Linked DNA regions of Mus musculus: region 2 is linked to region 1. The links are chromatin loops, found by intact Hi-C in ENCODE. Cell type or tissue: gastrocnemius. All regions are shown on one strand. Each heading gives the region's core, and the rest is flanking DNA. Links, peaks and the distances in the headings are about the cores only. Region 1 holds the start of Nuggc (nuclear GTPase, germinal center associated). Region 2 overlaps Scara5 (scavenger receptor class A, member 5).

The links. Hi-C counts contacts between places; a loop is a spot of excess contacts. Peaks named below come from ENCODE experiments on the same cell type or tissue, not always from the same donor. Only the 100,000 strongest peaks of a DNase experiment are listed, where the experiment ranks them.
Region 2: a loop joins it to region 1, with 2.5 times the contacts of the local background. A loop is called at or near these places in 7 of 42 quality-filtered maps.

What each region holds. Positions count from the first base shown.
Region 1 is chr14:65,597,243-65,613,228 of GRCm38, reverse strand. Nuggc (nuclear GTPase, germinal center associated) reads right to left here and starts at 7,962. Exons shown (of 19, transcript NM_001195674.2): 1 at 7,933-7,962; 2 at 6,466-6,526; 3 at 4,986-5,090; 4 at 4,331-4,439; 5 at 3,196-3,418; 6 at 1,867-2,097. The coding sequence starts at 7,962. In gastrocnemius, for the core only: no CTCF peak of the experiment used is centred there; no DNase peak of the experiment used is centred there.
Region 2 is chr14:65,726,603-65,742,588 of GRCm38, reverse strand. It overlaps Scara5 (scavenger receptor class A, member 5), which reads right to left. Exons shown (of 9, transcript NM_028903.2): 4 at 11,394-12,068; 5 at 4,085-4,165; 6 at 2,201-2,299; 7 at 410-457. Among named protein-coding and RNA genes, the nearest start is that of Scara5, 68 kb to the right of the region's middle. In gastrocnemius, for the core only: a CTCF peak has its summit at 7,442; a DNase peak (open chromatin) is centred at 11,718.

The DNA of each region.
Region 1 (15,986 bases), core at 3,265-11,264:
AGCCTGGAGAGGCTCTAGAGACCTGCAAGTTCAAGCTCCTTAACTTAGTCCAGGCTAGAGAGATGTCTAAGTGGATAAGAGCACTTGCTGCTCAATCAAAATGCCCAGAGTTCAGATCCAGCATGCACACTGGGCAGCTCACAGCCGCCTATAACTCCTGCTTAAAGGAATCCCTTTTCCAGACTCCATGGGTGTACAGACTCACACATATGCACACTCACACACACAAACACAGAAACACACATTAATAAATATTTAGAACTCAGTGGGGCTAGAAGTATAGAGCTGATAGAGTGCTTACTTAGCATGCACTCAGCCCTGGGTTTGGTTGCACTACTGCATAAACTGGGACCTGTTTATAATCCTACCACTCAGGAGATGGAGACAGAAGAATCTGGTGTTCAAGACCATCTTTGGCTACACAGTGAGTTCACGACAGCTTGGAATACTAGAAAGCTCCCTAGCTTTCAGATGTTGCAAGCCAACTCAGCTTGGAAGAGGAGTCCAAAAAAATTACAGGATACTAAATTTATCTCCTAAGTCCCATTTGCTTCTAAAATTAATGTGATTTTTTTTTCCTAAATGTTGCCTAGAGCATATTTTTTCCACATGGCAAAAGGCAACTGTAAAGAATTTAATTACTGGAAACCTTGTGGATAATTATAGAAAGTCAATCACGACATAATCATATTTTCCAAATTAAAAATTGATCAGAAAATTGATCTTTTAAAAGGGTTTTAGTTTTTAAAACTTCCAAATATATATATATATGTATATGTATATATATATATAATTTGATATGTAGGGTTTCCAGAACATTTCAACAGTAAGTGGGAGAGGGCATAATTTCCATCCTCCTGTTCCCGCTTAGACACACTGGGAACAATGACCCATTCATGCCAGCAATGAGAGAGTAATTCTCGACTGAGACACCTCAGAGAGCAGAAAGGCTGGAATGTACAATGATCACTGTCGATCAATGTCTGCAGAATGTTCCAGAAAGAAAGCAAGAAAGAATGAAGTTTCTTTTTCTAAAAAAAGTGCTTAAAATCTATGCCAATTTTAAAGGTAGGAGGAGCATCCCGGTCTTCATTCATAGCAGCTGAATGTCCATCTGTTTAGGGAGCTAGGTAGTGAGGATGCTCTAAGTCGCTCAGGACAAGTCGGGCTAAGAAGCAGCTAAGAAGAGCTACTTAGCCCGGCTCTGAACAATGACATCCACACAGGTTTATCTAGGGTGTTTCTGGGGATGTCTACACTTCCTGGAAGGAGAGATACGTTTGGTGCCAGCATTCATCTACTTCTCTACTTCTTTCCACTGGAATGTCTGGCACTTCAGCAGCAACCCTATGACTAAGAGGCAACAAGCACCACGGACGGCCAAGGACACCACAGAGATGTTGAATTTCACATGGCTGAGTCACAAAATCAATCTAAGACCCTAGTATCCCCAATGTCTCTTATGAGAAAAACGAGTAAATTTCACAGACTTAAGCCTTTATATAGTTACTATATTATATAATATAATAGATAATATGTAATGTAATACATAATGGGTATGTATAATATAATAAATACACATATATTCATTTTCATTCAAAGCCATCCCAAATTCATTCTCAACTGACTGTAGTATTTTCTAAGCATAAAATCTCCATTTGGAAATCAAAGGTTACCATCTGTAGGCATAAACAATGAAAGATACCTTGGATGGTGGATAATGGTGGATTTGGGTACCAGTTTACTCCCCCCGCCAAAAAAAAAAAAAAAAAAAAAACCACTCACTGTACCTTGGACAACTCCCCTGGATAGATTCAAGTGTTATACATAAGATGTATGAAAAAGAAAAAGACATCTTGACGTTACCTCCTCTGCCTTTAGAGTGATGGTTCTCGAGTTGGGAATCCTCCCTCTGGGCTTCAGCCTTAGCAACTCCTCGTAGTGCCTCCTTTCTGCCCCATGGCCATAGAGCATCCGTAGCTTCTGGGCAGCTTCTTCCGTTGCATCATCCCTGTCCCACAAGTCTGCCTCCTCTTCCCCAGACTGCTCTGCTCTGTGCAGGAGCTTAGTCAAGTCCTTCAGTTCTGCCTTCCACTCCTGCCAAGGCAGAGCAAGGAGGACCACAATGCTTGTGACAGAGTGATAGACAGAGGGAATGGTAACAAGAGAGAATGGAGCACAGAACGCCAAGGAGGGCCGGAGGTTGCAAGCAGAAACCTAAACCAGCTACCCCAAATCTCTTGTCCTGTAAATGAGTGTCCTGGTTGGCTTCGTCACCAGCTGGAGACACCCAAGACAAAGAGCTTCACCTGAGGAACTGTTGGTCTGTGGTCATGTCTGTGAGGGACTGTTTTGATTTTCTCAACTGATGGAAGAGGGTTAAGCCTATGGTGTGTGATGCCATTTCGGGGCAAGTGGTCCTGAACTACATAAAAATCAAGTTGAGGATGAGCCTGGGCCAGCCAGGGAGCGAGCCAACAGGTTTCTGCCTTGGAGTTCCTGCCCTGACTTCCCTCAATGACAGACTGTGACCTGGAAGTAAAGCAAGGAAATAAACCCTTTCCATCCCTCAGTTAGCCTTCATCTTGATGTTTGTCACAGCAACAGAAAGGAAACTAGAGTAAGGGGAAAGCAGAGGCTTAAAGAGAGGAATGGCTGGCCCAAGGGTCTCATTAGGACTTGCCTCAGGGCCAAAGCCAGAAGAAGCTCCATCTCACTCTACAGAATATTCTCATGTCATTGTGTTTCATTATACAAATATGCTATAGTTATCTGTGCATATGTGTACATGTTTGCCCACATGTGTGTTAAGGCAGGGGTTGATATCAGATGTTTTCCTCAATCATATCTCCACATTATTTGATTAATTGACTGAGACAGGGTCTCTCACTGAATCTCACCGATTCTGCTAGGCTGGCCTGCCAATGAGTATCTCTGTCTCCCCGGTGCTGGGATTACAGACACACATGTTTCTCCCCAACCCCCATGGATGCTGGAGGTCCAAACTTAAGCCTATGTAAGCACTTTACCAACTAAGCCATCTCCCCAACCTCTGTGCTGTACTTACAATGAATGTGATTGCAATCTATGGTGGCTCAATGAGGAAAAATTCAGGGAAGAAAGGAAAAGAGGGAAGAGCAAGAGAAAGAAGATAGAAAAGACAAGAAGGGAAAGCAGGAGAGAGGGCCAGCATACCTGATCGGACAGAAGGTGAATTTTGGCCTCATACTGCTCACAGCAGCCAGAGCTCACTTGTACGATGCATGATGTGCAAACACTTTCTCCAGACACAGGCAGAAACATTGCTTGCCGGATGAGGGCATTGATCAGAGAGCTCTTGCCAGCTCCAGTGATTCCCAAGAACCCCACATAGACTGGCTCCAGTGGGGATTTTTCAATCAAGGCAAGAAGCCGGTTTCTGCATCCATTCCAAAATATACATTAACTATGAGACAGAGCACACCAGAACAGAATGCAAAGAAACCAAGCTCTAGTCCTGGGTAACTTGCTATACCCTTCCTTTATCTGAACAAGGGGGAGCATTCGTCCCTGTTTACTACACGAACCTGGGATGGGGAAGCAAATGGAACTAGATTAAAAATGCTTGGTAAAGATAGTTCTCCATAAGCCGGGCAGTGGTGGCGCACGCCTTTAATCCCAGCACTTGGGAGGCAGAGGCAGGTGGATTTCTGAGTTCAAGGCCAGCCTGGTCTACGGAGTGAGTTCCAGGACAGCCTGGCTACACAGAGAAACCCTGTCTCGAAAAGCCAAAAAAAAAAAAAAAAAAAAAGATAGTTCTCCATAAACATTGTACTGTTCACATAGACATGTTTGTGCTCCATGGAAGCTGCATATTCTTGTCTCTAACAAAACTCATGCAGAAGTCCGGGGAGCATTCCAGAGTGCCATGAGCTAAGTCAACAACATCCTTGACTTTCCCAGGGGCTTTAGGATAAACAGTTCATGAACTCAGTAATACATGGTTTGGCTGGGTTTGGAGCCTTTCCACTTATCCACAGTGTGACTTGGCTCGATGACTTGGCCTCCCTGAGCATCAGTTTCAGTATAAATGGGACAATCCCACTAGCTCCTACTTTATAGGGGCATTAAGAGGATGAAATGAAACTGTGGGTTTGTAAAGTGTACAGTAGAGAAGCTGTCAACAGTGACCACACAACAAATGGCTACTATCAATGTTTTAAAAAGAAAGCCTGCAGCCATAGGGATTTTTCCTCCTATTGTTCTATGCTACTTCTAATTAAAAGCACTTTTGGTTTTTCTTGGGGAAGGAGGGTAGCATCAGATAGGAAGGTGCAGATCCAAGACTTACATGAGATACTTGAGTCCGCTGGGAATGCTGTCATCCAGGAAGACAGACTGAATCAATTTCTGATAAGTGTTGCTCAAGACCCTCCTGGTCCGACACTCCAGTTTTTCATCTGGAATCAACAGAAATGGAGTGTCTGGGACGTACCTGGTAGAGTAAAAGTACCAACTCTCCAAAGGAAGCCGCCGAATACTGCATGGAAGGGGGATAGCTCAGTGGAAGGAGAAGCTAATTAAATCAGAGAACAAGGTGTCCTCCACTGGAGCTAGGCACTCACTGTGTCAGAGCTGACCACGTCTACAGACCAGCGCATGCTGTGCCCGCTTACCACAGAACTTATGTGCTGCCATGGACTTTAGCCCTTCTAGATCATTCCCTTCTGCAGATGCTGTATAAACACCCACCAAGGCACCTAGCTAAACATCTGTCGTCTTTTCATTAGGAAAAGGCTATTTTGATAACACCCCTCCTCCTCAGAGCAGCCTGGAGATGAACAGCCAAATTACAGAAGTCTGTAGAGACTCTATGGAGCAAATACATGCAGAGATGTCTCCTGGCCTTCAGAATTGAACATCTTTCCCTCTGAGCATCTTCACACGTTCCTAACAGACAGAGTCATGCTATCCCATGGGCCATACCAGCATTTCACAACACTCACATTCCTTAAGAGCACTTTGCTCTGCAGAAGGAAAGGCCTGGAATTGCCGGTCTCGATGCAACCTGCGTCTTTTCCTAACAGGTTCTTTAAACAGATCGCAGTCAGCTAGGGATAAACAGAATATACAGAATTACAGGTTGAGGGTGGGCCAAGGATCTTTGCCTCTGCTTTGCCAATGCACACAATCAAAATGCCTCAGAACACCCCAGTCATTTCCACCTGTCTGTTAGCACGTTTGGAAGCAGCTCTGGGGGGTTGTCCCAATTTAGGACCTAATTCTCAGGTCCTTGTACTGGTTGCGCTTTATATCAGTGACTTTTGTATTATCTGTGCAAGGCACATGATCTTATTGTATCTGTGGTCAGGAAGCAAGGAGTAATGTATACCGGGGCACAGCTCACTTTTGCCATTTTATTCAGTCCAGGACCCCAACCTAGGGAATGGTGCCACCCACATTCAGAATGGGACTTCCCACCCCAATTAGCCCACTACAGGAACTCCCTCATAGACATGCTCATAGGCTGGTCTCCTAGGTGATTCTGGGTCTTGTCAAGTTGAGAATCAATGTTAACCACCGTGCATCTGGTTTCAACATCACTCTCTAGGTACAAACTTCTATTTGCATGTTCTCAGAAATACCACACACACACACACACACACACACAGAATTAATAAAGATTGCAGGATCCAGAGGGGTCAAGGATACCACAAGAAAACTAACCTGGACTCAAAGAGGCTCACAGAGACTGAAATACCAACCAGGGAGCCTGCATGGGCTGACCTATGCCCTCTGCCCATATGTTACATTTGTGTAGCTTGATCTTCTTGTGGGACTCCTAACAAGGGGTTGTCTCTGACTCTGCTGCTTGCCTTTCCTCCTACTGGGTTGCCTTGTCTATCATTAATAGGAGAAGAGGTGCCTAATCTTACTGCAAGTTGATATACCATGGCTGGCTGATATCCATGGAAGGCCTGCCCTTTTCTATAGAGGAACAAAGGAAGGGTGGATGGGGTGGGAGTTAGGGGGATATGGAAGAGAGACTGGTAGGAGAGGAGAGAGGGGAAATTACCTGTGGTCAGGATGCAGATGGATGGATGGATAGGTAGGAAGATAGATAGATAGATAGATAGATAGATAGATAGATAGATAGATAGATAGATAGAATGCTTCTTGGAGATTAAATTGGGGAAACCACCCCTGCCTTATGCTTCTTCACTGACATTAGCAGTTACTTCCTTAAGCAAGACAAAAATCAAAATCAGGAGCAGTAGATCTTTGAAGTCTGCAGCAGTCATTTGCTTACATGATGACTTGATTATGAGATGAAAGGCTGGCCGGAGCCATAAACTCAAGGAAAGCTGTACTTTAGGTTTATAAATATACCTTCTTGGTGCTGCCTGGATAGAAGGAGCTAATGGATTGGTTTCTGAGGCAAAAGTGCTAGAAATTATCCTAACCCAGTGCTTGTTTGCTGTTTACCAGGGGAAACGCCTTGGAATGAACTGGAATAGCCGGTCCCAAGAGGTGCTACTCCGAGCTCCTGTAAAGAGGGTATGAGGCTTAGTGTGGCCTAAGAAGGTCCTGTTCTTTGATGAATTAATGAGGCATTTCAGTGGGAACCCAGGGTAGCAGCCTACGCAGAAGTCCCAGAGTACATCACTGGGCTCCAGATGTGGGTCTCTCAAACATCATGCGCGCACACATACACGATCCCACCACCTCTTCAGTCTTGCTTCTTCTAACACAGATTCTGCTGCCTTCTGGAGCCAGCTCACACACCATAGAAGATTCCAGTGCAGAGCCACATACGTGCCAAAGCTTAAAGGGCTGACACCTCACGCGTCTGCTGTCACGGATGAAAAAGCTTGTTCCCTGGATCTTTCCATCCCAGAAAATGATTGATCTCAACTGGAGAAATCCATCCTGGCTCAACTTCAGAACCGAATTAGAACTAAATATGAAGTGTTTGCTGGCTCTGTGGCTTCAGCCAGAGAGGAAGAGGCAGAGAAGAAAAGAGTATGCTACTCTAAGGCCTGGGCCAGCTGCATGCCAAACACATGCAGGAAGCAGCTCAAAATGTCAGGATTCATGCATGGTCATCTATGAAATAGCATAAATGGGTGTCTATTTTGTAACTCAGGGACTCTTGTGTGAACAACGTTCACACAGTCTCTTAGCCATATGCACAAAACAAGGAGCAAACCCATCTATCTAGAGCTCTTACTTCAACTTTGTATTATTCAGCGGTTAATCTGATGCGAGCAGAAGCTTGGGGTAAGAATTTAGATAAAATAACAGGTTTACAATTCTTTTCTCAGTTCCCAAAATGAAAAACTACTTGGAAAGGATAAAATAGTCCATCTTGGATTTATACCATGAGTAGGTATTATTAAACGGTGGCTGGAATGAACTGGCCTGAACTTGGACCATATTTCTTGTTATCAAGAGGGGTGGAGAGAAGCAGGAGGTGTCACTATTGAAAACCGGTCCCCAACCAATGCAGCTCTACGGTCAATTTGGATCATTGCTAAAGCAAAGGGTCCCCGCCTTGGTTCTGAGCTCAGACCAAGGGACCTGGAAGTTGTAGCTCTTTTTATGTATGCAGGCAGGCTTCAGGTGATGGGTGCTACCCATATAGTTCAGAAGTGTTGATTTCATTTCCCCTAAGGGAGTTGTTTCCATAGTGGTGAGTAACATTTCCCTTTTCAGTTCTGAAAACAAGGATGATTTAATACATCCCTATTCCTGTACCTGGGAGCTTCCTTCCCAAGGCTTCCTCAAAGAGGTACTTGCTGTGGCCCAAGAGACCTTCCACCAGGCCACTGAGGGAGGCTCTTTGCCTGCACTGACTCCAAAGGGACTCATCATTCAATGAGACACTTCATAGGCCTGTCTCTCTCCTTCTAAGAAAAGCCACCTGCTACTATTCCAAGGGTCTCACCTCACCTCCTTGGATTTCATAGAGTCCAAATCCATGTTCTAGAAACCTTATTTTTACGGTAGGAACCCTCCCATACATAATTGATAGTTGAATAGGCCACTTCATTATGAATAGACTGCTTTGTTGTTTTTTAAGATTGGCATCCAGTTCTTCCTAACTTGTTAGAAAATAGCATCCAACTAAAAGAGCCAGGGATGACAGCTGTGGATGGAGTTTCAGCCTTTGCCCGACAACAGTAGCCAGGTCCTACTTAAGGTCATTTCAGGGGTGTTACCTGAGTGTGGTACCACACCCACCAATGCCTCCATTTCTTCCATGTCTGGCTTCCTCCGTTGCTCCTTTTGCCAGCTTAGGAAAACCAGCCTGAAAAATCAAAGAACAAAGAGGAAACATGTGTACATTTAAAGTACAAAAAGCAACCAGGAGGAGTATCAATTCCACAACTTGAAAGAGAAGCAAGAGAATCAAAAGTTCGAGGCCAGCCTGGGCTACACAACAGACCCCGGTGACTCATTCAAGAACAAAAATACAAATCTCCTAAAGTGAGAATACATAAATATGCTTGTGTTTTGCATCTGCCACTAGATCTCAATGTTCCAAGGAACAAGGAACAGCCTCGCTTCTCGTTGAAACCTGTACAATGCCTCATTGAAACCTGCGCAATGCACCACATTACATGTGACAAAGGTCAACATGTGACCATTGGGTTGCCACACACATGTATCTAGGGAGGTTTACTCTGATATTGCCTGAGGTCTTTAACTCCTTCTGAAGTGAGAATAAGTGTCTGGTGACCAGAGCTGTGTCAAGTTCTACACATTGGTCGTTGTGGGCAAGACCAGTGCCCCTAGTCAGGTGAGCTTGAACCTATGCCAATGCCATTTATTTCCAGCAAGTGTCATCAGCTGGAAGCTAGGATATCTCCGTGCCATTTCTCAGGGATGGAGTTTTGTTGCTAGATACTAAGCATGGAAGGAACTATGCAGTAGTTTAGTCAACGACCTTCCTCACCGCACTTCAACAGGAAGGCGCCTTCCTGGAGGTTGGTTATATGCAGCCCTAAGGCATGGGGCATCTGCAGGGGGGCGGGGGCAGTAGTATGTAAACATCCAAAGGATATGTAGAAGCTGGCCTGTGTCTGGGTCACTGGTACACAAGGCAGGGCATGCCTATGAAGAAGATCCAGGGTGCTATGGAGGGAGGCTCAGACTAGATGACACTACACAGAGCAGATATGCTGCCCTGGAACCTCTTTCTCTACCCACATAGATGGTAGTATGAGGAACACAGGAGGGTTACCCAGAGTCTGTAGCCACGACTTCTGTGGGGAAGCACTCAGCTGTGCACATCAAAAACAGAGCTACCAGCCCTTCTGAAATATGCAAAACCTTCCTGCTGCATCTTCCCCCCCCCCCCCCCCCGGGCACTAGTCTCACAGACCTTAGTGAGACAGACTCTGAATAAGGCAGACTGGACCTTATTTACACACGACCCCCAAACTAAAACCACAGCTCATCAGTTGAAATGATCTACTCTTAGCTCAGCTTGCAGATCTGACCCAAGTAAATGGCTTTTGTGCTTGGCACATACTAGTTCAATGTAGTACTAGTTCAATGTAGTGGGATGCTGATTGTGTGCAAGGTCAGAAGCACTATGGCTCTCTAGTCCATCTCCTGCAGTCCACTCTCTGGCCACCCGCATCTTCCATGGTTCTCCAGGGAAGGGAGTTCTGGTGAGTTTCCACAAACCTGTCACACTGGAAGCCCTGCCGCCTTTCTTCCCTGTAAACTACAACGCTTTATTCAAGATTTTGTTCTTGGAATTTTTTTCTTCAGTAGGGTTCCTGAATTGCTAATCATCGCTTTCTCAGGCACCTACTGTTCTGGAAATGGTCTGGTTATGAAGACCCCTCTTTTCTCTCTTTACTTCCCTCCCTCCTCCTCTTTCTTCTTTCCACAGCATGTTTCTATGCATCTTCAGCCCAGATTGGCCTCCAACTCATGACTCTCTTGCCTCAACCTCTGGAGTGCTGAGCTCATAAGTTTGTATGTAGCACTATGCCCAGCTCACTAACCATGGTTTATTTAGGTTTTCTCCTCCTTATGGAACTATGAGTTCTTCAAGGTTTTCTGATACTCGAGAAGTCTGTATGTGTATGACCGTTTGGTAATGGACAAGATAAACCTTAAGGCATCTGCAAATGCCAAGATTCTAGGTTCTTATTTGAAGTGCTTAGCAGAAATTCTGGAAGAGGAAATGCTCAGAGTCACATTTCACGAGAGACTTCTAACTTGAAATACTTGAGGCTGGAGAGATGGCTCAGCCGTTAAGAGCATTCTTGCAGAGGATCCAGGCTCAATTCTCAGCACCCACATAGTGGCTCATGGCTATCCATAACTCTGGTTCTACAGGATCCAGTGCCCTCTTCTGATCTTTGTGCATAACAGTCACACACACAGTGCACAGGCAAAACACCAATAAATAAATAAATAAATAGTCTTATGGTTTCTATTCCTGTGCAAAGCATCATGACCAAGAAGCAAGTTGGGGGAGGAAAGGGTTTATTCAGCTTAGAGTTTCACACTGCTGTTCATCACCAAAGGAAGTCCGGATTGGAACTCAAGCAGGTCAGGAAGCAGGAGCTGATGCAGAGGCCATGGAGGGATGTTCTTTACTGGCTTGCTCAGCCTGCTCTCTTATAGAACCAAGACTACCAGCCCAGAGATGGTCCCACCCACAATGGGTCTTCCCACCCTTGATCACAAATTGAGAAAATGCTCCACAGCTGGATCTCATGGATGCATTTCCCCAGCTGAAGCTCCTTTCTCAGTGATAACTCCAGCTATGTCAGGTTGACACACAAAATCAGCTAGTACAATAAATAAATAATTTTAAAATCACCATTACTGGGGCTGGTGAGCTGGCTCAGTGGTTAAGAGCGCCGACTGTTCTTCCGAAGGTCCTGACTTCAAATCCCAGCAGCCACATGGTGGCTCACAACCATCCATAACGAAATCTGATGCTATCTTCTGGAGTGTCTGAAGACACACTACAGTGTACTTACATATAATAAATAAATAAATAATTTAAAAAATCACCATTACAAAAACTAAACCACATATGGCCACTCTAAGTAAAGCCTGTCAGTGACTTCAGCCATAAAATGAGGAAGTCACAGAGAACTTTGCTATTTTCTATAGAATAGTGACTTGGTGAGCCATCATCACAGAGAACATTAGCCATCATGTCCCCACTATGGACACTGGAGACCAAAGAAAATGTATGGTCCCACTGTTGGACAAAAATCTGTAGTTTGCCAGGACCAATCTGTATTCTAGAATTCAAATTCCAGGGGCAGAAGGAATAATGAGTCCAAACAAAACCCAAAGAACAATTGACCAGTGAGCAAAAGCACTATTGCCTTACTGACGTTGGGCTACACAAACACTTCTCAGACTCTTGGATTTGAAGATGCTCTGAGAGTCGTCTTGGGGCTAAGGCTCTTTGGCTTCAGAGCGATGTAGATTAAAGCACATTTTAAAAAGTACACACAGTTTAGGGAAGACGCAAGCATGCTCACTGGAGTCTGGAACACAAGCAGTGGTTTGGGCTTCATTCAGGGTCAGGGGTAAGTTCAACTGACTTCATTTACTACAACAACAGTACATGATGTCCAGAATGGTCTGTTGGCACAGATCTGTGCAGGGTTAGACTGAGTTTAGCTGCATCAAAAGCAGACACCAAATCATGAGCCTCTCACCAAAAACCATCACAGTTCCAGTACACAAGGAACTTGTGACCGCTGACTGACACATGGAAATAAATGGGAATTCCTTGGAGTTATAGGAATTCAGGTTTCAGATTCTTCGTGCCAAATCCAAAGACTGTGTAGAAGGGCAATTTGGTTGGCAAACTGAGACGCTATAAAGTGGACAGGAATCCTCCATGAAGACAATCAACAGAAACCTCCAAGGGGCAAGACGGTCAGTATGGAACTGACCGCTCTAGTGGCAAAGGCCATTTTGCTTCTCATTCTGCTACCAACCACAGAGCTGTGGAGCGGTGGGACTTCTCACAAGTCACCTTGTCATTCTGAGCCACCTCGGGCCTCCCATCCATAAGTCAAGGTGTGTTCCCTGGTGTAACAGATGCTGAAGAGATGAGCATCCTCATTTTGAAATGTCACCAGCAGCTTAACAGTGATGAGGGCTCCCAAGCTATGGAGCAGTGCAGTTAAGACAGCCCCAGGGCCAAGTCTTAAAGAGACCCACACCAGAATCTGCTTCCCTGCAAAGGGAGGTAATAATGGTGGAGTATGGTGGGAAAAAAAGAACCAACACAAAGCAGTTCACCTGTAGACTGTGCAGACCAGAGAGCTTCTTCACGCTCGGGTTATTTTGCTTGCGTTTCAGTTGCACGATCAGCCTTCTAGTTTTGCTTTTAGGGCTTATTTACATTTGCATGCTCTGAGCCCAAGAATAGCATCTTTATGTGATGCTCTGTGGGTTATGCTAGCCCGGGGACGGGTGCCCAGTGCTGATTTTCTGTTAAAGTAACTGACTTCTGACAGTTATTCGTGCCTCTTTCAGCCTCCCTATCTTTCGCTTGTCTTTGCTTATGGCTGTATAAAAGGACAGTAAGGAAGGTGATACAAACTCAACATCCCTCCCAGTGAACAGCTATGGAGAGTTGAATTAAAGAAGGAACGTCAGGTTTCTTATTTTATGGATATGGACTCTGAAGAATAGAGAGGGCAAGGAACTTGTCCAGAGTCGCACAGTAAGGTAATCGTCACTTCACAGCAAGGTCAAGAGCAATTATTCTACAAAAGCTCTCAAGCCAAGCCTTCAGATTCCTGAAGGAAAAGAGGTGGTTACCATTTAACCAATCAGCCAGTGTGTCCAATGTTAGGTACCCGCCAGAGGCAGAGAGGGCATGCAGTAATGTGTTTTTTTGTCAACTTTCCACCTAGGTGAATAAGTGAGTAAGTAAATAGATATTATCTAGTTCTGATGAAACAAAATTTAACCTTTCCCCCCCCCCACTCCCAAGTTTGTCACAGCAATGAGATGTAGCATTTTTCTTTTCATGCACCCATGTGAAATCAACAATTCCTGAAATAACTGTTTTTATTTTGGGAGGAATGATTTTGGCTTGCCTAAAATGATGTTTCATTTTTTAAAAAAATCAAAATAATATTTATTCTGTAATATTTTAGTATATTGGTACTTACATGGCCCTAAAACTCACTCACACAAGCAGTGTACTGGCTAGTTTTGTGTCAACTTGACACAGCCGGAGTTATCACAGAGAAAGGAATGTCATTTGAGGAAATGCCTCCATGATATCCAACTGTAAGGCATTTTCTCAATTAGTGATCAAGGGGGAAGGGCCCCTTGTGGGTGGGACCATCTCTGGGCTGGTAGTCTTGGTTCTATATGAGAGCAGGCTGAGCAAGCCAGTAAAGAACATCCCTCCATGGCCTCTGCATCAGCTCCTGCTTCCTGACCTGCTTGAGTTCCAGTCCTGACTTCCCTTGGTGATGCATAGCAGCGTGGAAGTGTAAACTGAATAAACCCTTTCCTCCCCAACTTGCTTCTTGGTCATGATGTTTGTGCAGGAATAGAAACCCTGCCTAAGACAAGCAGGAAGGGGAAATTCATTTTTTCTTAAGTACTAACTCCTCTTGGGCTAAGGGCTCAGTAGGTAACAGTGCTTTTCTGCACAAGCCTGACAACAGCCCCACCCTCGGGACACATGTCAAGGGTGAGCAGGAGGATGTCCCTCATTCTGGCTTGCTTGCTGAGGCAGGAGGCGGAGACAGGAGAATCAGCTGGAAGCTCCCAGGCTACCTGGAAAACAGCAAAAGAAACAACACACCCTGCCTCAACAAGGTGGGAAACAAGAAACCTGTAACTCACTCTCTAAAGTCAGCCCATAGAGGAGAGACGAGTCTCCCATACAGAATTCCAGTATTTATATGGCTACCCCATCCTCACAGGCAGAAGCACAGCTCCCCACTCCGTGGGCCCTTTCTGTGTGCCGGCTTCCTCCAGGGGACTACAGTATGGAAGCCAGAGGGGAGGGAGGAATTTCCCAGTACCACCCGGCAGCCAGGAGATCCAGGGCAGGCCAGCAGCACCAGCTCCAGGAGCTGTTGTTTATTCTCCCTGAGGTGTGACAAGAATGACTTCAGCTCTGTGGTCTTCCTCCCCTAACCCCTAATTCTAATCTAAGAAGGAAAAAAATACCAGAAAAAAAAATGCCAATAGCGGAGAATCCTACAAAGTTCCAGGCCAAAAGCCTTCCAGATTGTCAATACCATCAAAAACAAGAAAGGTCGCAGGTGACAGCCAGGAAGAACCTATAGAGGCAGAACAGCCAAGTGTAATATGGTATCCTGGATAGGATCCTATAGTAGATCCGGGACCCTGGATATACACTCGGAACCACCATTTCACTGAGACACAGACACTACTTAGCACCGATGCAGTCATATGGACTCACTCATAACTAACCTACCACTCCAGTATAACCAAAGGCTACAGAAACTATTTTCTCAAGTTTGCTGTATATCTAAAACTATTCATTTTAAGCCTCTATTATTTAAAAAAAAGAAATTCCACAAGCCATAGTACAAAATACATAAGAGAAACAACTTACCAAATGTTGTTGAACAGAGCACGAAAAGCAAAAGGTCCCCCCCAAAATCCCAAACAGTGTTTGCTTCAGTTCCAGAAGTGAGCAGAGCCACATCTACACACCGCTGGTGCAGACATCAAAGACTAGCTGGATAGGGCCCTTAGTGGTCACATTCACAAAGCCACACTTACAAACACAGCGGAAGTGAAACTAACCACAGAAGGTTATTTGCCCCAGCCTCCTCCCCCAATATGCAGCTATTCTACGTTTTATTTTCATTTAAACTTCAATCACACGTGAACTGAGGACTGTGCACACACACACACACACACACACACACACACACACACACACCGCTGTCTTCCCACAATCAGGCAGGACTGGACCGTTTTTCCTTCCTAAACAGTTTTCAGCATCCTGCCATGACGGATGCACTTCCTCTGAGGATAGCTGCTATCCAGATGGATGCCGGGCAGGAGAAACCAAGGGCTGGTTCCCAGATACCCAAATGTGCATGAGGGAGGTGGAAGACACAAACTCAATGTTACCCCCAAATACATTCCATTTGGATTTGGATTTGGATTAAAAAAAAAAAAAGTAGAAAGTCAGGTTCAAATAACTCTTTTGGAAAATTAAACTTTATATCTTAAAAAAAAATAACTATTAAACGATTTATTTATTTTATGTATACGTGTACTCTATCTGCATGTATACTTGCATGCCAGAAGAGGGCATCAGAACTCATTACAGATGGTTGTGAGCCACCATGTGGTTGCTGAGAATTGAAAGCAGAACCTCTGGAAGAACAGCTGGAGTTCCTAATTGCTGAGTCATCTCTCCAGCCTGTTTTTTTATTGTTATTTATTTATTTTTTTTAATGTATCTGTTTTCTTTTAAGACAGGGTCTCAGTACGTAGCCAAGCCTGGTGTTGAACTTACAAAAATCCTTACATTAAAAAAAACCCAAAAAACAAATGTTTTTAGAGTGCCACCCAGTAGCAGAGAGCAGAAAATAAAACCTCCTTCCTTACAAAGATTGGCTACTCTGTTGATCAAACCGAGTACAGGGGAAAGTGAATTATTTCAACCTCCAGCTGCAGACTGTTATTTCTGGCCATCAATTTGATCATTACTACACAATGCTCAGGGACTCTAGGTGTGTGTGTGTAGTCAGAAAATAACAAAATTAAAATGTGGGCAGAATTAAAGATAAATATTTACAGTATCTCAAAAATTGCTTTGAATTTTTAACAAAACGGGTCTTCCCTACATAAGCAAGATACTGAAATAGAAATATGAATTTCAGAGACCTTCCCCCTTACATGTTTTGCACTTTCTTTTTATACTTTTGCCAATATAAATTTCAAAACAGAGACAATCAACATGAATATCACAAGATCACCACATACAGTCATAC
Region 2 (15,986 bases), core at 4,067-12,066, 130 kb before region 1:
GCCATCATCTCCTCCAGTGATTTTTAGAAAGTATGTCTGAGTTGGTGTAGGGTATGAAATATTAATGGCTAACACTTCATGAGCTCTGACTCAGGTGTCCAGACTCTGTTATAGTCTTACCATAGCCCTAAGAGGTCAGGATTCCTATTCTCTCCACTTTACAAAGATTGTATATAAGGAATTAGTGGTGCTACAGGGTGCTGTGGGGAGGAAACCTCTAGATCCATCTATACAACCCCAGGCCTACACCCCTAGGGGTTGATGATACATATTGCTGGGCCAGTGAAGGCTAAAAGGGGGGAGGGGGAACTCTTTGATGCTCAAGTCCCAGAGTGTGGTTTCAGCACCTGACCTTTGACCACAGGCTTCACCTGTGCCCCAGAGTACGGACCCAGCAGAATTTCCTTACCAGCTCTCTCTCCTCTCTCTCCTTTCTCTCCTTTTGGGCCTCGATCACCTGGAACGGAAGGAAAATACGTGTTAGGAATGGAAACAACACACTACAAATAAGATTTTTTTATCTATGGACTTGCTAACTCAAGGCCAGCGAATCCCTCAGGCAGGGGCCAGCAGCCACCAGAGGTCGCTGTGGAGAAGATAATTATAGTGTCTGCTCTGGTCATAAGGGAAAAGAAGGGTCCCATGAGAAAGCACTTTAGAGCCCCATCTACCATATAGCATCAAGGAATGCCAGGCAGGAAGCGAAGTTAGTCAGTGTTGGAGAAATTCGCACTCCAGCTCATTGGAGAGGAAGGGGTTGAGCTCCAGCCGTCCATGGAGTCAGGTTCTAAGTCAGGCTGGTGTTTCTGGTAGGGCAGTTTCCAAGGACTTGTGGAACTTCCTGTCCAGGGTTGAGTTAAAAGGTCAAGCCTCTCTTAGCTTCCATTTCACTCTACAAAGAAGGAGAACGTCCTGGCCCTACTCACTCAGTGGACAACAGAAAGGCGGGGGTGGGGGGGTGGGGGGGTGGGGGTGGGGATTCTACTTTAAAGGTTTCCCAACATAATCTCTGCAAGTCCAAAGCCCACTGCACACTGTGGTGAAGAAAGCAGTCAGAATTGTCCGGGAGAGAGTATTTACTGTGATCCCAGGTTTGAAAAGAAGGAAAGCAATCACATACATGGTTGAACGTGTTTAGAGAAGTATCCACCAGTGTGTGCTCCAAAGATTTCACCGTGGTTATTCTGAAGAGTCGGAGCCAAAGGGGCCAAAGAAGAAAGGACTTCCTGTCTACTTTACCCTCTGTGTATGTCTGTGCTGTCTAGTCATTTATCAACAAGCATTGGCTCTTTTTATATGGTCTTTTAAAAATATCACATATTTTCAATTAGGATCATAAAGGAAAGACCTCAGTCCACCTGAACACTAGAGAGTAGAATATGATTTCCAAAGACAGAAGACCGCTCAGTCACAGGGTGTATGTGTGTTGGGGCAGGGGTGATGGTGAGCAGTACTTTTTCTGAGTTGTCATGGTAATGAGTGAAATGTAGGCAGTCAGTGCAAAGAGCATCAGGTATCCTTATCTTGTATGTATGTATGTATGTATGTATGTATGTATGTATGTATGTATATATGTATGTATATATGTATGTATCTATCTGTCTATCTATCTATCTATCTATCTATCTATCTATCTGAGACATGGTCCTCCATGTAGTTCTGGGTATCCTGAAGTTCACTGTGTAGACCAGGGTGGCCTTGGAATCACAGAGATCTACCTGCCTCTATTTCCTGCTAGGATTAATGGTGTATAGCATACCTGGCCAATCTGACAATCCAGACTGACCATGAAGAAGTAGATTCCCATGAGGATGAGCAAGGGAACTACCCACGGGAAGAAGGAAAAATATCAGAAGAAGCACGGTTGGCAAATTAAACCGGAGAAAGGAAATAAAGTTGTAAGCACGGGGACTGGAGGGCATGTAGAAGGAGAGGAGGCTGGTAAGACTGAGGACAAGTGATAAAGTGCTTGCAGCCTGGCTCTGTTCTCAGAGACCCCTCACTAGGTTCCCTGCTTTTATCTCTGCAACCTGTATACATATACCCATGCACCCACACATGCATGTGTGCACAGGCACACACACACACACACACACACACACACACACACACACACACACAGCACTCTCCTAGATGGCTCCTATGCTACTCAAGGACTGAAGGAATGTGAGCCCTAGGGTGTGTCAAGATTCAGTATTACCTTTGAATCCGCGCATGCCCATGGGGCCCGTAGCCCCTAGCTTCCCATCATCACCCTTGGGACCAGGCAGTCCTGGGTCACCTCTCTCTCCTGGCAGACCTGGGGAGAGAAGACACAAGGGTGCAGCTGCAGACTCAGGTCCATTAGATGCCCTTATCTAGTTTAATAATTAATATGAACTTGGTCTTCCATAGCCTCTGCTTTCCCTTGCTTAGCATCCTACAGGGCAGCTCAGAGCCTCCCCATACACACCTATATCACCTTTCCCTGAACCCTTACTCTTGAAAGGCCTAGTGTTGTTGTGGTAGTGGTAGGGCCAGTCCCATTCAGATACCTGCAAGCATGCTGGATTTCTAAATTCTGTTTACTCTTTGTGTGCAGGCATAAAGAATCTCATGTAATCCTTATGACATGCATGGGGGGGGGTGTTATTTATACCCAAACTTCAGATAAAGAAACTAAGGCTCCTGGATGCTTGCCCCAGGGCACACAGCAAAGGGCTTTGGAGGCAGGATCTGAGTCCCCTTCTTTCTTACAGAAAGTTCATGATTGGTTAACATCATGTCCTGCTTTAGGCTAAGGTTCTCACTGGTCATTAGGGAGGAGAATGCTGTGGGGATGGCATTAGTGAGTGGGAAGAGTCTGAGGTGACGCCTTAGCCTATTTAAAGGAAGAGGGGGAAAAAACACAAATGAAAAAAACAAAACACTCCCTTTCTTTCCACAAACAAAGTGTCAAAAGCACAAGAATGTCCACAAAACCAATCAATCGGTACATAGGCGGCCATCCCATTAGGCGCTTTGCTCCAGCTTCTTGGCTATCAGACACCGTGGCCACAGCCTGCACTGGATGTACCACGGAGAGCCAGAATCAACAAACACTTTTATGGAGTGAGAGCCCAAGGCCCAAGGGTCCTGACCCAAAACTAGTCATCGCTGTAGAACACAGTTTTCTTAATCAAGTTCCTAATTGTTCTTTCCTGCTTGGAGAGCAAGCTGGTTTTCATTGGGCCTCTTTTTCCACAGCACAAGAAACCTATCTCCCAGTTATTACCCCAGGGCTAATAGCAAATGACTAGGGGAGGCAGTGGCCTCCCAAGGGTGTGAGGACGTCAAAGAAATTGATGGAATGCCTTTCTTTTTCTTCTTGACGTGATGCATCTGTTCCCAGAGTCTAAGAGTCCTGTGGTGATCTCTGAGTCTACTGCAAGATGTGCCCGAAGGGCCCCCACCCTATGATTCATGAGGCAGGAAAAGTGGCTTTTCTGTCCTGAGAGCCTCAGGGCATCCTCCGATGTGGAGCTGAGGACAGAGGGGAGGTCAGGCTGGAGCACTCCCCTTCCATGCCCTATCTTCTCCCCTCGTCTGCAATGTAGAGATTTGGCAGGAATAACCCCCTAAAATAAATAACCAGACCCTTCCCCGCTAAGCTTCCTCTCCTCGCATCATCTTGGAGCCACTTCACTCAGCAGAACGTTGCATGCAACACAGGAATGGGCACACTCAGATGTTTGTCCGAGTCTCCGATAGGAAACTTCTGAGACTATGAGCCTAAGAAAGGCTGCAGGGCATCAGGCAGTGAGATGGGGCAGCAGAGCGTCAGGCTCCTAGCATCGCAGACCGTCTTCGCTTGAAGGCCCTGGCCATGTGAACCCCGATTCCTATGTGGGCAGCAGCTTAGTGAATCTGGGGACTCTTGGGAGTCCCTTCCTTCAGATCCTGGTACTTCTTAGGGAAAAGCATTTGGCCCATTCTACGGTTAAGTTGACAGCTTCCTTGTTACCTGGTGGAAGAGCGAGCGGTGGCTGTCTATCATCCCTAGGAAGAGCATGTCAGGGGTAGATGTGAAGCACTCCCCCAGATTCCTCCCAGTGTACCCCATTACCTCGAGATCCAGGAAGTCCAGGGCTACCTGGCTTTCCCTCCTTCCCTTCATTTCCTTGGTCACCTTTGGGTCCCGGTGGCCCTGAAAGATGACAACAAGAACAAGCAGATTAGAAGGTTAGAAAGCCAGGACACTGGTGGAAAAAGCAAATGATTCTCTCTGAGAGGAGAGGAAGAGCCAGAATTCTGGGCTGGAATCATATAATGGCAGCTACTCAGCTTTGCGGGCACCAAAGGGGTTTCCATGGAATCCCATTCAGGAAGAAACAGGTCCTAGCTAAGCGAAGAAGGGTGGAGGGTATTCAGGGGATATCTGTGTCCCTCTCAAATCCATATGTTCTTACCCCTAAGGTTATAGTTTGGAAAGGCGGGGCTATCTGGGTTTAGATGAGGTCATAGGGATGGGCCCCCCTCAATGGGGTTAGTGTCTTTATAAAATGAGGAAGATCAGTTATGATGGACTATCACTGTAGCCTAGTATTTACTTAGGAAGCAGAGGTAGAAGGATGGTGAACTCAGGGCCAGCCTGGGCTATAGCATGAGACCCAGTCTCCTGTCTGGAGTTGGGGGATGCCATTGAGCTTGGCACTAGCCTGCCTTTCCTCTCCCTTCACTTCTGTTCCTTACCACCCAGCCCTACCCCAACATCTCTCTCTCTCTCCCTCTCTCTCTGTCTGCTAGATCAGAATATGGCAAACAAGTGGTCATGTACACGGCAGGGAAGGTAGCCCTCACCCGAATCCAACTACTCCAGTACCCTGAACTCAGACTTCCAGTTTCCTGAGCCGAAAAGAAAGCAATGCCTGTGGTCAAAGCCCCCCAGCCTGTTTCAGTGGTCAGGGCTGACCGAGACATAAGGAAGAGGGAGAGATCCCGTGCAGAGGGAGCATTCCTACAGGAGCTGAAAGCAGCGATGCAGCTGTGTAAGCTATGGTGAACCGAGCAGCAGGAGCTCAGTGGACTGGGAAAGTGGGAGTAATGGAGGCTGAGGTGCTGAACTTGACTCTGACCAGGTAGGTACGAGGTTGGAAGGGGCCTGGTAGGAAAGCCACATCAAGTCTGCGCACAACAAAGGGAAGAAGATGGCTGGGCTGTGGTGTGAGAGAAAGACAGAACAGAAAGAAGGTGAAAGGCAGGGGCTGTGGTCCATCGAGTGGGAGGTGGAGGAACCCTGGGTTAGGAAAGGGGCCATCGGAGACAGAAGGAACAGCCAGACTGTTTAGAATGTAGGATGGCTGTTGGCTCCCTCTGGGGACGAAGTGAAGAAGGAGGCCTAGCTAAGCTTAGGTTTCAGCGGGGCACCTGGGTGGAGGATAAGTGTCTAATTACTTATGGATGGGACTACCTCCCGGGAGAGGCTCCGGTGTGGCGGAGACTCAAGTATACATGACTGAATTCAGTCTCCACTATACCTATGCCATACGTTCAAGTTACTCGTCTGAGGCCACACAGGCAGACACAGTGATCTCGGTCCAGATCCATCTGGCACTTATCCTTTCTGCCACACCCACGAGGCCAGACGTCTCACCCTTACCACCTTCCTGCCACTCTTTCAGTCACCCAGGAGGCCTCCCTGTCAACTGCCCATGACTAGGATCTGAGGATGCTCCTTGTTGTTTCTGCTGCTGCTCTTTCTTGGTCCCATGGTTCCTGTTGGCACGGGTGCAACCCAGACAAGCAGATCTGGTTTGCTTTGATGTATCCTGTCTACCTGACCCTGCTGTGGGAATCCAGGCTGCAAGCACTCACCTTCAGCTGTACTAGATGAATAGTTCAACTCATCTGTCCCCAGAACATCCTCACCTTCCTTAGGACATTGGGTTTCTGCAGATGCTGTTAGTTAAGGGCATACGGGAGAGGGACGGACCCTAATCATGTGACCAGACAGAGACACAGGCTGACAGAAGCAGAGAGGGGAGGGAGGCATCTATAGGCCATAATTGCCCCAGCCACTAGAAGTTCAGAAGACACCGGGATAACTCTCTCTCAGAGTTTCAGAGGTGTGTAACCCTATGGATGCCTTGGTTGAAGGCTGGCAATCTCTCGACAAGAAACTGTTATTTTTAGCCCCAGTGTGTGATGCTTTCTTTCCCTGGAACCCCAAACACGCAGGCTCTTAGCAGAGCAGTGTCTTGCACAATCAATGCTTGACAAATGAATGAGGATATGAGACCAGAGGGTGTTAATACACACAAAACAACCTGGCTGCCAAGATCAAGATGTACTGATACATTCCAAAAGTTGGCACTGTCCTCAGACCCTAACCGAAGCTGACAGCTATTTAACAAATTCAATGGTTCGAGAGCAAAGGGAAAAGTAGTTAACTTTTTTTTTTTTAAATTCACAAGTTATGTAAAGCATTTAAGGAAAGCTGGAGTTTTTAGGTATCACCATATTTTTTATCCCAACTCTCGGATAACAGGGTCAAGATGTGAAACCTGTTTTGCCAAGAGTTATACAGGCAATGCAAGACGGAGCTAAGATGCAAATGAGCTCCATCACCTGACCCTCTTCCCCATCCCTGCCCTGTACGGAGCTGTCTCCCCTCCTGCCAAGCTCAGCAGCAGAGGAAACCTAGCACAGATCTCTGTTGCTAAAGCTCACCCAGTCCAAAGACTTCACCCCATTTCACTCTTCATCTCTCCAGGACCTTGAGCTCCAGTTGCTACAGCTGTGCCAACCCACAGCCTGCATTCTGAAGTGACATCTGGGCTATATGTGATTACAGCTGCAGTTGCACCTAGGTTGGCCCACAGAAACCCCCCCCCCCCCTTTTTTCTTTTATCTCTCAGAGTTTTATAGTCACACTTCTTGTTTCTTATTTTCTGAGGTAAATTACAATGTGGAAGGTCTGTCTGCCATCTGAGCCCACACGGTCCCTGCCACTGACGGCTGTGCCTTGGTTTTCTGGTGATGCTACAGGGCCCATGAGAGCATCCTGACTCCTTCCTCACTCAAAACATCTCTACCTAAGAGAAGGGCAGGGCAGAGACTGTAGTTCCATTCCACAGCCAGAAGAGCGGCACCCACAGGAGGGGCAGCCCTGCTGGAGAGATACTCAAGGGTAAAGGAACGGGAACAGGATGCACCAATCGGCTCACCTCCACAGAGTATCCCGCATCCTCTTTGAGGAAGGTAAGAGGACAGATGGTCACACAACCTACCCAGGACCTGTACACACACCCCAACCCTTCCAGAGCAGGTATGCTTGTTTTACAAGTGGCTCCATTCACAGATGTACTTTTAACTGGAAGGCAGAATCCCCTTGTCAACCCTAGACCCAGCCACAACTCCTTTACTCACACACCTGACAGAAGGCACTGGGGGGGTGGGGGGGGGGAACTCCCTCCTCCATCCACTAGGTGGTGTTTTCTATCGAAAACAAAGCAGCTGCCAGATAAAGCTGCCTTGAAGACTTGTTTTCATTCATCAAGAGGGTTGACATTTGACTTGGATAAGTCATTTTCGCTCCTGGGGTCTTGTGGTTCTCCACTGTGATATGGGAGGATTAGACCAGATGATTTCAGAGGTCTATTCCCATTCCAAAGAATTCTAGAAAGTTTCCATTTTAGCCATCTGCATATGGCTTGGGTGGCCTGCCTCAAGGCTTGCTGTACCAATGTGTTCTGGCATGTCTCCCCTCTCTGATTTTCCTTCCTTCTCTAGGGATGCCTCCCTCTGTGATGATCTAAGTTCTCTGTGCCTTTAAATTGCACAGGCAGATTTTGACAGAACTCATCAATGCCAAAAGATCCAAAGCAGAAGAAAACACTGCTTTGCAGTGAATGTCTACGAAAGATGAACTGGAGTAGAAAACCCTAGAAAACTGCACGGCAAAGTGAGAATGAAAATCGTCTGCAGCTCCAGGATAATGTAAATGCTCTCATCTTTGAAAAACACTGCAGGCTTGTACAACCACTCTGGAAATCAGTCTGGCCGTTCCTCAGAAAATTGGACATAGTACTACCGGAGGATCCAGCAATACCTCTTCTGGGCATATATCCAGAAGATGTCCCAACCGGTAAGAAGGACACATGTTCCACTATGTTCATAGCAGCCTTATTTATAATAGCCAGAAGCTGGAAAGAACCCAGATGCCCCTCAACAGAGGAATGGATACAGAAAATATGGTACATTTACACAATGGAGTACTACTCAGCTATTAAAAAGAATGAATTTATGAAATTCCTAGCCAAATGGGTGAACCTTGAGGGCATCATCCTGAGTGAGGTAATACATTCACAAAGGAACTCACACAATATGTACTCACTGATAAGTGGATATTAGCCCAAAACCTAGGATACCCAAGATATAAGATACAATTTGCTAAACACATGAAACTCAAGAAGAATGAAGACTGAAGTGTGGACACTATGCCCCTCCTTAGAATTGGGAACAAAACACCCATGGAAGGAGTTACAGAGACAAAGTTTGGAGCTGAGATGAAAGGATGGACCATCTAGAGACTGCCATATCCGGGGATCCACCCCATAATCAGCTTCCAAACGCTGACACCATTGCATATACTAGCATGATTTTTGTTGAAAGGACCCAGATGTAGCTGTCTCTTGTGAGACTATGCCAGGGCCTAGCAAACACAGAAGTGGATGTTCACAGTCAGCTATTGGATGGATCACAGGGCTCCCAATGGAGGAGCTAGAGAAATTACCCAAGGAGCTAAAGGGATCTGCAACCCTATAGGTGGAACAACATTATGAACTAACCAGTACCCCGGAGCTCTTGACTCTAGCTGCATATGTATCAAAAGATGGCCTAGTCGGCCATCACTGGAAAGAGAGGCCCATTGGACACGCAAACTGAATATGCCCCAGTACAGGGGAACGCCAGGGCCAAAAAAATGGGAATGGGTGGGTAGGGAAGTGGTGGGGGAGGGTATAGGGGACTTTTGGGATAGCATTGGAAATGTAATTGAGGAAAATATGTAATAAAAAATATTTTAAAAAACACATGCTCTTGAGTATTTATGAGTATGAGACAGAAAAGAGCAAAGGGGTGGAACATGGTATCTGCTTGTCTGTATGTGTGTATACATGTGAGCTATGCATGTAGGATGTCTGTGTTTGTGTATGTGTGCACATATATGCAAATATGAGTCATGCATTCACCTGTGTGTTTGATCATACATGTACACATACATGTGAATTACACATGCAGGTGTGTGTGTATATGTGTGTGCTGGTGAGCTATGCATGGAGGTGTCTATGTGTATGCTTGTGCATGTATATGCCTATTTGTGTACATGTGAGTTATGTATCCAGGTGTATGTACATATGAACACATGTGAGCAGTGCCTGCAGGTATCTGTGTTTGTGACTGTATCTGTGTGTGTGTGTGTGTGTGTGTGAGTTATACATTCAAAAATATGTGTGTGTGTATGCGTGTTTATACGGGTATGTATAGGCAAGTATGCATATGTGTGTGTGTGAATATGTACATGTGTGTTCAGAGAGGTATAAATTAGAGACAAAATAGAAAGAATTATGGCAGGAAGGCCACTCTAACAACAGTATAAAAGTTCACAAAAACATACTAGAGCACTCGGAACAGGCAGAGCTAAAGACACCAGGATGACTATAGCGCCCTGTGGTCACTGTGGAAACTCAGAGGAGGGACTGCGGTGGTGAGGAGAGGACACAGGGCTGGAGGAGATCTGAACTGGAAAGATTCAGATGGCTCTGTCTACCTCTCTGTTTGGGGACAGAAAGCAGACAGGACCAGAGGGAATGCCCCAGAAGACAAAACAGGAGTCATAGAGGCATAGCCTCACAAAGGCCAGAATCCATGCCTGGTTCTACTCCCACCTCATCCTGTAACCTGGGCAGGCTCTTTATGCTTTCTGGGTCTCAGTGCCCATGGCAGCACCCAAGAAGACAGTAACACTTCCCTAGACAGGTACTGCTCTTAAGAGGTGCTGTGTGGCATGCCCAAGGTATGCCCATGTGCAGCAGGTATACCAATGAGGACAACTTCAGTAGTGCCAACTGCCAGACTACTCAGGGTCTCATGGATCTCAGAGCCGGGCAGGAGAGAAGACAGTGGTTTATCAGAAGAGATGATCTGGGTCTCTAGGTTAACAGCCGCTGAGTGTGCTGGCTAGTTTTATGTCAGTTTGACACAAGCTACAGTTGGAGGAGAGGAGGGAACCTCAATCAAGAGAATGCCTCCCTAAGATCAGACTGGAGGCAAGTCTGTAGTGCTTGTGGGTGGTGCAACCCCAGTGCTGGTGGTTTGGGGTTCTACAAGAAAGCAGATTAAGCAAGCCATGAAGAGCAAGTTAATAAGAAGCACCCCTCCATGACCTCTGAATTAGCTTCTGCCTACAGGTTCCTGCTCTGTTTAAGTTCCTGCCCTGACTTCTTTCAATAATGGACTGCAGTGGGAACCATAAGCCCAATAAACCTCTTCTCGTTTGCTTTTGGTCATGGTGTCTCATCACAGCAATAGCAGCCCACTCATTAGTAACTTCATCTGTTCAAATGCAGGGTCTTTTTATAGAGACCAGTCTGGCCTCCATCTGTTAATCTTTGCACCTCTATTTCTCAAGTGCTATGCTCACAGGCATGGGCCAGCACACAGCCAATCCTGTTTAGGAAATAAATTTAGTGAATTCAAACATACTCTACCTGACAAACATAGTTTTCTTCTTTTGTTTTGGTTTTGTGTTTGTTTGTTGTTTTCTGTTTTGAGACAGGGTCACTCTGAGTAGGCAGCTATCCTGAAACCTTGCTCTGTAGACCAGGCTGGACTTGAACTCAGAGATTCTCCTGCCTCTGCCTCCTGAGTGCTGGGATTAAAGGCATGGGCCCCCACTGACTGGGCAAACATTTTTCTAACTGTCTAGTAGACCAAGATCAAGTTTGGAATTCTCCAGTCCTAGAAGCGCCACTCATTAGGACCTTTGCCACTGGAGAACTTCTCTGCCCTCCAGTCCAATCCTATAGAAGGACCCTCTTCTGTCTCTTGAAGGCTGCAGAGGGTATACCTAATCTCTGACCACCCACCCCATCACCATCCACCCGTGGTTGTTTTCCTGCCTAGGGTCCATTCTCTGCTCCAGGGATGCTTACTGAGCAGAGAGACCCAGTGAGGCCCTGGAAATGGGCACAGGCCATTTAGGTAGGACATTCCAGAGTCATACAGTGTAAGACATAAAGGTGGAGGTGTAAGTTTTAACTGTCACTCCAGGATGGGTCCTCAGGATGAACTTTGCAGGGGCGGGGGGGGGGGGGCCTTAGTAGGGAATGTAGGCAGGAAGGAGGAACTACGGACAGGGTAGTTCACCCAACTACCTTTGGCAAGGGTGATGTTCCTCAAGGCGATGGAGTGTTCCCAGTCCTTCAGACGCAGGTCCTCGGTCACCACGTTGAGTGTGGCCAGCTCCTGCTTGAGCTGCATCTCCATGTCCATGTGCACCAGCCGCATACGGCGAGTGTCTGCGCTGGCATTGCTCACCAGCACCTGCAGGTCCTGTAGCCACGTGCTGTGCAGGGCCACGTCATAGGACAGGCTGTGGTTGAGACCACGGAGCGCACCGCCCACGTCAGCCAGCTCCTCCCCCAGGACCCCCACCCTGCGTGCTAGCCCATCCAGCAGGCCCGCGTGGCGCTGCAGCAGTAGCTGGCTTCGATTGCTTTCCACCTGCAGCTGGTAGAGTTCCAGCTGTGCGGAGTCACTCTGCTGTCCTGTTCGGTCCCGCAGCAGGGCCATCGCCTGCTCAGTCTGTGCCGCCTGCGCGTGCAGCCCCCACAGCGTGCCCTCCAGCCTCTGCACCAAGCCGGCCAGGGCCAACAACGAGTCTGTCTGGTTCTGCAGCGCATCCTGAACCTTCCACACCTGCTCTGTCAGGTCTGCCTGCAATGGAGCCTGCAGCAGCCGCAGCTGCATGTCCCGGAGGCTCTCATTCAGCCGGTTGACGTTCCGAGTCAGCGCCTTCAAGTCATCTGGGGAGCTTCGAGGCCGGGACACTGTGGAAGAGGTGAGGAGTGAGAAGGGGTTGAGTGGAGAGGTCCAAATAACAACAGGGAAGTCTATGGCATATAGCAGGTACTCAATAAAAGGTGACTGAAACGGAAGGGTAGCTGATAATGAATGTGCTTCAATAGATCCCAGGCCCAGTGGACCCCAGACTTATCTGTCACTATAATCATCTGCAGATATTGTTGATACCAGGCAGGATGTTGGCTTTGGGACTTTAAAAGATTCCTAGCAACTCTTAAGTTAGAGCCTAGTGTGATGGTTTATATATTCTTGGACCAGGGAGTGGCACCATTTGGAGGTGTGGCCTTGTTGGAATAGGTGTGTCACTGTGGGTATGGGCTTAAGACCCTCACCCTAGTTGCCTGGAAGTCAGTCTTCCACTAGCAGCCTTTGGATGAAGATGTAGAACTCTCAGCTCTGCCTGCGCCATGCCTGCCTGGATACTGCCATGTTCCCTCCTTGATGATAATGGACTGAACCTCTGAACCTGTAAGCCAGCCATGATTAAATATTGTTTTTATAAGGCTTGCCTTGGTCATGGTGTCTGTTCACAGCAGTAAAACCCTAACTAAGACACCTAGTTAGTGTTCTGCTGCACAAATATACACATCATGTATTAGGCTGATCCACAGGAAATGGACATTATTTTCCATTGGACAGACATTGGATGTGAACAGTTTTATGGAATTCAATTGTCCCAAGCTGGGCAGTGGGGGTGCACACCTTTAACCCCAGCACTCAGGAGGCAGAGGTAGGCAGATTTCAGCGAGTTCAAGGCCAATGTGGTCTACAGAGTGAGTTCCAGGACACTCAAAGCTATAAAAAAAAGTCTCAAAAGAAAAAAAAAGATATTGATTGTTTTCTCCACTGCCCAGGGCACTTCCTGGCAGAGGTAGAAAGGATGTGAGGGAGGGAGGGGTGGGGCTGGGGGTGGGCACTGTGCAAGGATGCTCTCCAAGTGTGGCAGGGCCTTTGTACTCAGGCACTTACAGAACCTGCAGAAGACTGAGCTGTCAGCGTTCTAGAAGGGAGAGGGGTGTATGAGGCCCCATCTCCCCTGAAGATCTATTGGCAGTTAATGGTTGCCAGAGAAGGGAGATGTTTTCTTCAGTGATAGGTCTCTGGTTAGCTGCCTGCACACCTCTAAATACTGTTCACTGGTGTTCCTGTAAACAACTCTCATTAAACTTACACACACACACACACACACACACCCTGAGAGAAAGAGTGTTTGTGTGTTATGATCCCTTCCACTATAGGAAGTAGGTACCAGCAATGGTCGAAAGTTCTCCTACAGGAGTTAAAGACCTAATAGCCAATGACGACATTAAAAGGTGAGGTCTTTTGGAGGTGACTAGGTCATGAGGGCAGAACTTGTGCATGAAGTCCAAGGAAGCTGTCTACTGTGACCCCCACGGGAGGACACACAAGAGGTACCATCAGTCACTGAATCATTAGGAACTGTATTAAAGGGTTGTAGCATTAGGAAGGTTGAGAACCACTACTTTATGCCTCCCTGAGAGCTGCTTAAAGCAACTCCGTCTGGCAATAGGCAGAACCAGGCTGACAGCTACAGTGCTGAATTTGTGCCTTCTTCCATTCAAGATCTCATCTCTTTCTGCTGCAGCAAGAGCACCCCCAGGCAGGGGAGAGCATGTCAGATCTATTCTTAACCCTTCTCTGCCCTTCTAGATTTGATACATTCCTGCTCAGCAAAACAAGCCACTCTGCCCCTCCCAACATTTCCTCATAGAGAGGTCTTTCCCCTTGTTATGAAAAATCCTAAGATAAGACATCTTCATCACTGGGTTCCATCACATCATCCTGGTGTCTCCTGGGAGCTCATGCAAGCTGGGTGCTGAGGTTTCTAGGGACACATGGGCCTGTAGAGCCTGAAATGGAAACCGGTAGCTTCAATGGGATTGGGGCAGGAAGAACTAGATAATTCTGCTTTGGAAATCTTGAAACCCAGAGCACCAGGAACTTAGTCCAAAGCTTAGTCAAACAAGAAAACTGACAGCATAACTTCTCTTTGAGGACTCTGTGTTAGGAATCGATAAGGAGACAGGAGGAATGTTGTACTGGCTGGTCTCATGTGTCAACTTGACACAGCTGGAGTTATCACAGAGAAAGGAGCCTCCCTTGAGGAAATGCCTCCATGAGATCCAGCTGTGGGGCATTTTCCTCAATTGGTGATCAAGGGTGGGAGGGCCCATTGTGGGTACCATCCCTGGGCTGGTAGTCTTGGGTTCTATAAAAGAGCAAGCTGAGCAAGCCAGGGGAAGCAAGCCAGTAAGAAACATCCCTCCATGGCCTCTGCATCAGCTCCTGCTTCCTGACCTGCTTGAGTTCCTGTCCTGACTTCCTTTGGTGATGAATAGCAATGTGGAAGTGTAAGCTGAATAAACCCTTTCCTCCCCATCTTGCTTCTTGGTCATTATGTTTGTGCAGGAATAGAAACTCTGACTAAGATAGATGTTGGGGGTATTGCTCATATTCAGTATTGCAGAGACATACTTATACACCATGTTGTCAGAAGGAAGCAGGCCATGCCACGCATGAATTGCTAGCTTGGCATCTACATACTGATGGTGGCTTGCTCGTTCTGAGATACCTCTTCACCTCAACCGAGATACTCTTGGAGAAACACAAAGTTGAAACCAGCAGAAGTAACTCGGCACTTCTAGATGACTCAGCATATCTAGAAGTTCTTGAGTCCACACAGCCACAGAATGAGGGAAGGACACAGGGAATGATAAGGAGAGAGGCACAGACACCGCACACCTCAGAGACATGGCTGACCCCTGAGCAGCAGGGCAAGCCTGAGCCCCAGAAGGACTGACTGGCTCTGCTCTGTTTTCTCCCTGTGAGATCCATTGTCTGCTCAGATTGCCAGCCCCGTGAGTTAAGAGAAACGTGAAGATTCGGTGCCTGTCTCTCATTCTGAGGTCTTAAGTATCATGAACGTAATTCTGCCCATGAAAAGGGAAAACAGGAAAACAGGACATGAAAGTTCTGGGACCACATGATAACTCGCTGCTGTACGCCTTCCGTGATGTTCCTGGAATCACACAGCATTGCTGGTGACCCCTTTTGGAGGACGCAAGTCACTTTAGATAAGATTCTGTGGTGTGAGATGTGCAGGTTCTATACCCTAGTCAAAGAGAAAGAGAGAAAGAGCCATGGATAGCAACTCCAGTGTGACCAATTCCAACATGAGGAGAATGTAAATTATTCACAGTCAGAACAAACTGAAGGTAGAGGGGCTGAGGAAGCACTCAGCAGTGCCTTTCATGGGTCAAAGCAATGGGGGAAAGTCTAAGCAGAGCCCCAAGGCCTCACTCAGCCCCACATTGCTTAAAATCTACACTTCCCCTGTTCATTTTCTCAGGACTAGGCTTAGACTCCAGACACTTTGGCTGCCTTCTATACTGTTCTAGTCTCTCAACAGCCACTTACATGTTGAACGAGGGTATGAACAGTCAAAGAGTCTAGCAAAAGGGTAAGTTCCTTTAGTCAGGAGACTTCTGGTGAGGTGACCCAAGTGAGGCATGCTCAGCCCCATCTGCTCTCCACAGCCTCTGGTACTGAACGCCTCCCCCATTCTCCTGATGAAGAAACTGAGGCCAGGAGGTGGAATGACCACTAATGACACGCCTCCTGACTCATGTTCCCGTGGCCACACCATTGCTGCCCTCTGGAAGCTGAACTGAAGAGATGTCCATATAAAGGCAGCTTCCAGGGAAACGAAACAGTGAGCAGCCAGAGGCAGCGTCCACAGGACTGGGAGCTGGAGAGACCACAGACAGTGCTTGACTAAGTGTAAAATCAGTATGTCTGCACGTCCCACCCACATTGGCTGAGGCACTGAGATGGGACAGGTGGAGAACAGAGATCTCAGCACT